Linked DNA regions of Homo sapiens: region 2 is linked to region 1. A link is an interaction called in ENCODE POLR2A ChIA-PET data of the cell type or tissue named here. Cell type or tissue: Panc1. All regions are shown on one strand. Links, peaks and the distances in the headings refer to the core of each region. The heading gives the core; the rest is flanking DNA.

Region 1 (2,873 bases), core at 1-2,500:
GCAGCTGTTAACGAGGATAAAGTCTCTGGGCATGTTTCTGGCCCTGCAAAAGGACCTCACCCATGAAGGTACAATTCTCACTTTGTTTAGATACCAGAGGGGCACCCACAGGCTGGCTGAGAATGAGGCATAGTTGATTAAAAAAAAAATCAGTCATTACAAAATTGTTTTTAAACTCACACGTGCTTTTAAAGTGTTGTGGTTTAAATTACTTTAAGATAAAAAAAATTCATCTGTAAGGATAGCGTTCATTTAAAAGATGCTAAAACTGCAGGATCTCATCATGAAATAGGAGGTTGTAGCTTCTAATTACAGTATATACAATTTCAGAAAGATATTCCGGTAATCTTTTAATACAGACTTTATAAATAGCTCACATCAGACGATGGGTTATATTGGAGAGCCAGTCTTCTGCGGTTTCTTGAAGAATGCTTGGGATCTGTGAGGAAGCTCTAGGCCCTTGGAGGCTAGGTAGCAGTTCACTCAGTAGGAGTTTGTGCTCCTTTTGCTCAGTATTTAACCTGGTAGCATTTGATGGATAAGTTCATTAGGAGCTAAGTAGAAGAACTTACCACACTTGTCAGTTTGGAAAATGAGGCCCGGGAAGGGAAAGTGACTTGTTGAGGGTCACCATTATAGACGAAAGTTTAATACAGGATTGTGTTAATAGCTCCTTTCTGGGATATCTGATGTGTACTAAGCACTAATTCCTGTGCTTTTATACATTATCTCATTAAAATTCTAGTATTTTCGATTTAGGTTGTGTTATGCACACTTTACAAACAAGGGGATTGAGATTTACAGAGAGAGAGTAACTTGCATAAGATCACGTAGCTACCAATGGTGTCATCCAATGGAATTTTCTTCAGTGTTGGAAATGGTTCTGTCTGTGCTGTCCAGCATAGCAGCCACAAGCCACATGTAACTGAGTCTTTGAAATGTAGCTAGTGGACTGAGGAACAACAGTTTAAGTTTTTTTTTTTTTTTTTGAAATGGAGTCTCGCTCTGTCGCCCAGGCTGGAGTGAGTGCAGTGGCGCAATCTCGGCTCACTGCAACCTCCGCCTTGCTGGTTGAGATGGATTCTCGCTCTGTAGCCCAGGCTGGAGTGCAGTGGCGCGGTCTCGGCTAACTGCAACCTCCGCCTCCCGGATTCAAGCGATTCTCCTGCCTTAGCCTCCCGAGTAGCTGGGATTACAGGCGCTTGCCACCACGCCCGGCTAATTTTTTGTATTTTTTAGTAGAGACGGGTTTTCACCATGTTAGCCAGGCTGGTCACGAACTCCTGACTTCAGGTGATCCACCCGCCTCGGGCTCCCAGAGTGCTGGAATTACAGGCGTGAGCCACCACACCCGGACTAAGTTTTATTTACTTGTAATTATTTTAAACTTAAATTTCCACTTGTGGCTAGTGGTTACCATATTGGAGAGCAAAGTGTAGAACTTTTTGACTCCCAAATCTTTCACATGTAGCTTGGTCATATTGCTCTTTATTTTACTTTGAGACAGACTCTCGCTCTGTTACCCCGGCTGGAGTGCAGCGGCATGATCACTGGCTCACTCACTGTAGCCTCCACCTCCCAGGCTGAAGTGATCCTCTCCCCTTAGCCTCTCCAGTAGCTGGTACTACAGGTGTGCACGCCACCATGCCAGGCTATTTATTATTATTATTGTTTTTTTGTAGAGACAGGTCTCACTAGGTTGTCCAGGCTGCATACTGCTCTTTAGATCTCTTAGTTCATTTTTCTTTCTTCTACGATATCAGAAGTTACATTCAGCCCTTAAATGGAATTTAAAGACTGAGTTAGCTATAGCTCAACTTTGCTTTCATATGTAGAGTGGATAAAATACGCACATTATTTGTTAACTCTTTGGTTTTAAAAACAATGTTTACATGTCATAGTTAAAACTGGTGGAAAAATCTTTAAATTGTATCTTTTTTGGTTTAATATAGGAATTGTGCATAGGAATTGCTGAAAAAGTAGTCAGAACTTGTTGGTTATTTTAGTGTAATAAGAGTACAAATAGGAAGCAATATGAAAAGTCACTAATAGAAAGCTGAAAAAAACGATCCTCTCATACCCGCGTCCATCCGTTCATTGGACAGTTCTTTTCAGACTTTGTAAGTATCAGTAAACCATTACTCACTTTTCCTTATGTAGCTGCAGAAGTAACCTGAAGAATTAAAATTATTCTTTTACTCTCAGTGTATAGAAATCAAATATCAAACACATTGGATTCATCCATGAATTGGGAAGAATATGTGTAAGATTAAAACAGTAAGAAAGATCTGTCCGATGGCAGATGTTCAAATCATTTTCTGATTAGTGGATTTAATTTAAATTCATTGAATTTTAGAGTTTCATTTGCTAAAAGGAATTTCAACAACTTTCTGATTTTGTATGGAATAGTGAAAATTCCAACTCTTTTTTTTTTTTTTTTTTTGGTGTGCTACCCTCAGGAAAAGGCAAATTATAATGTAATCTCTTTTTATTAGGATTTTTAAGAGGCAACTGCCAGGTTCAGTATAAATATATCTGAATCTATTGTATCTTCCATAGTTATGGTACTGTCCTGGGATAATTGCAGTTCATAGTCTTAACTCTAGACATATCCTGGAGGACCTATGTCTGTAAATTATCTTTGAATTGTTCTATGTTATTTTAGTGTTATGTGAATTACATTGCTTCCAGCTCTTTGAAAATCGTTAATTCAACTGCAGGTAAGGCGTCAGTTACTGAGACTGTTCAGATAACTGAAACATCCTGTTCATACCCATTCCTGACCATTGGGACCACTGTACTATTTTCAAGGATAAGATACCACTGTACTATTTTCAGGATAAGAACCATGTTATAAATAGAATTATAGTGTC
Region 2 (2,922 bases), core at 107-2,606, 420 kb after region 1:
CCTATGTAGCAATATTTGTCCCTCCCTCCCATTGAACCATCTCTGCTCTATAGGTCCCTTCCTTCACTGTTCTGCCTCTTGCCCCCCGTATTAGTCAGGGTGGGTTCTCTGAGGGACAGAACTAATAGGATAGATGTGTATATGAAGGGGAGCTTATTAAAGAGTATTGACTCACATGATCACAAGGTAAAGTGCCACAATAGGTCGTCTGCAAGCTGAGCAGCAAGGAAGCCAGTCCAAATCCCAAAACCTCAAAAGTAGGGAAGCCGACAGTGCAGCCTTCGGTCTGTGGTCAAAGGCCCAAGAGCCCCTGGCAAACCACTGGTGTAAGTCCAAGAGTCCAAAAGCTGAAGAACTGGGAGTCTGATGTTCGAGGGCAGAAAGCATCCACCACGGGAGAAAGATGAAGGTGGAAGACTCAGCAAGTTGGCTTCTCCCACCTTTTTCTGCCTGCTTTATTCAAGCCCCCCTGACAGTTGATTAGATGGTGCCCCCCACCCCACCCTACATTGAAGGTGGGTCTGCCTCTCCCAGTCCACTGACTCAAATGTTAATCTCCTTTGGCAGCACCCTCACAGACACACCCAGGAACAATACTTTGCATCCTTCAATCCAATCAAGTTCAAACTTAGTATTAACCCATCATTTAGCATTGGGTATATCTCCTAATGCTATCCCTCCCCGCTCCCCCCACCCCACAACAGTCCCCGGTGTGTGATGTTCCCTTCCTGTGTCCATGTGTTCTCATTGTTCAATTCCCACCTGTGAGTGAGAACATGCAGTGTTTGGTTTTTTGTCCTTGCAATAGTTTGCTGAGAATGATGGTTTCCAGCTTCATCCATGTCCCTACAAAGGACACGAACTCATCATTTTTTACGGCTGCATAGTATTCCATGGTGTATATATGCCACATTTTCTTAATCCAGTCCATCACTGTTGGACATTTGGGTTGGTTCCAAGTCTTTGCTATTGTGAATAGTGCCGCAATAAACATACCTAATGCTAAATGACGAGTTAATGGGTGCAGCACACCAACATGGCACATGTATACATATGTAACAAACCTGCACGTTGTGCACATGTACCCTAAAACTTAAAGTGTAATAATAATAAAAAAATAAATAAAATAAAATGAGAAAATAATAATAATAATAATAATAAAAGAAACAGTATTAACCGTCACACCACCTCTTGCCTCTGGCTTCTCCACCCAAGACCTAACCCCTGGAGTCCTGAAACATTTCCTGCTTTCAATTCCTGTAGTGCTCAGAGTTAGAACTTTTCAGTTTATTTCCCAATTATACACTGTTTCTGTGATTTTATACTTGTGAGTCACCTCTTCTATTACATTATAAGCTTCTTGAAGGTAGTTTAAATGTTTCATGGAAAGCCAGTCAGTTCACATAGGGTTCTAGTTACTTTTCACCATCTCTACCACCAATGCCTCCAAATCCCCCACTAGAACTGCTACAATACCCAAGGGACTGATCTCTCTCTGTCCACTGTTGTTCCACAATCTATTTGCCACCTGCAGCCAGTGATCTTTGGGAAATACAAATCTAATCCAGACATTCCCCTGCCTAAAACCTCATTGGATGCAGCTGTGTTCCAATAAAACTTTACTTACCAAAACTTGTGATGAGTCAGATTTGTTTGCTGACCTCTGATTTAGATTAGCTTAGATTAGCTAGAATTACAGAGGTAAGAGAAAATTGGTTTTTCCAATCACAGTGAAAACAAACCTACAATAAGAATTCTCACACCCTAGATGTTTACTAAGCCAATCTTCCTGTCAGTGATTGACTCAAGAATGAACTATGACTCACCTCTGGCCAGTATGGAGAGGAGGTATACTGAGGACATCTGGGAAAATTCCTCCCACTCTTAATAAGCAGCTGCTGGTCTGCCCCTGGCCACTGCCTGGAATGGCTGTGTGATATCTGAAATCACTACAGCCACCAGCCTGAGGATGAAGCTTAACTAAGGAAGGTAGAACCAAAAGATGGAAAGAGCCAAATCGACCAACCATGGATCATGCCCTGCCTTTGGACTTCCCGTGAAGGATCTCTTTTCTTACTGTGTAACCCCATCAGAAATGAGGTTTCTGTGAACTGAAGCTGAAAGTGTCCTAATTGATTCAATTTTATATCTCCCCAAATTTATTTTAGTTACAAATATACCAAACCACTGGTACCTCCATGTAGGGAATTTCTTGTTTCTTTTAAGAGACATCATCATGGTATTTTACCCTTCCCTGAAAAATCGTCAGGTGTTGAGGCTGCCATTTCAAATCAGGAAAAAGGGAATAGCATTGCCCAGTTATTTTTTAATATTCATGCTCTTACCCCAGAATAAATACCCTGGAAGCCCCAGCCCTGCATTTTTTTTTTTTTTTTTTTTTTTGAGACAGAGTCTCACTCTGTCGCCCAGGCTGGAGTGCAGTGGCGCGATTTCGGCTCACTGCAAGCTCCTCCTCCCAGGTTCACGCCGTTCTCCTGCCTCAGCCTCCCGAGTAGCTGAGACTACCGGCGCCCACCACGACGCCCGGCTGATTTTTTGTATTTTTTAGTAGAGACGGGGTTTCACCGGGTTAGCCAGGATGGTCTTAATCTCCTGACCTCGTGATCCGCCCCCCTCGGCTCCCCAAAGTGCTGGGATTACAGGTGTGAGTCACTGCTCCCGGCCGCCCCAGCCCTGCTTTTGGAACCAATTCTTTTTAGGCTCTTCCTCTGACTCAACATAGCAGACATTAGTGACCACCTATCCTGCAGCCATTCTGTCCACTCGTCTTTCCTGCAATCAGAACCTTGATTTTGTTCAGCTATCAGGATACTGCATACTTTAGAAAAGACTGAACCTTCCCCTAGCTCTAGGGAGGATAATCTTCATTAATCTAAGTCCAACATAGAAATTCTATTTTCC

The links. Peaks named below come from ENCODE experiments on the same cell type or tissue, not always from the same donor. Only the 100,000 strongest peaks of a DNase experiment are listed, where the experiment ranks them.
Region 2: POLR2A ChIA-PET joins it to region 1 with 6 read pairs; 1 of 35 experiments calls an interaction of 5 or more read pairs at or near these places.

Annotation. Positions count from the first base shown.
Region 1 is chr3:172,041,860-172,044,732 of GRCh38, forward strand. All of the region lies in intron 1 of FNDC3B (fibronectin type III domain containing 3B), which reads left to right. Among named protein-coding and RNA genes, the nearest start is that of FNDC3B, 3.7 kb to the left of the region's middle. In Panc1, for the core only: no CTCF peak of the experiment used is centred there; no DNase peak of the experiment used is centred there; H3K4me3 peaks cover 1,847 bases; H3K27ac peaks cover 2,376 bases.
Region 2 is chr3:172,465,604-172,468,525 of GRCh38, forward strand. No RefSeq gene overlaps it. Among named protein-coding and RNA genes, the nearest start is that of GHSR, 19 kb to the left of the region's middle. RefSeq lists a silencer at 1,722-1,922. In Panc1, for the core only: no CTCF peak of the experiment used is centred there; no DNase peak of the experiment used is centred there; H3K27me3 peaks cover 331 bases.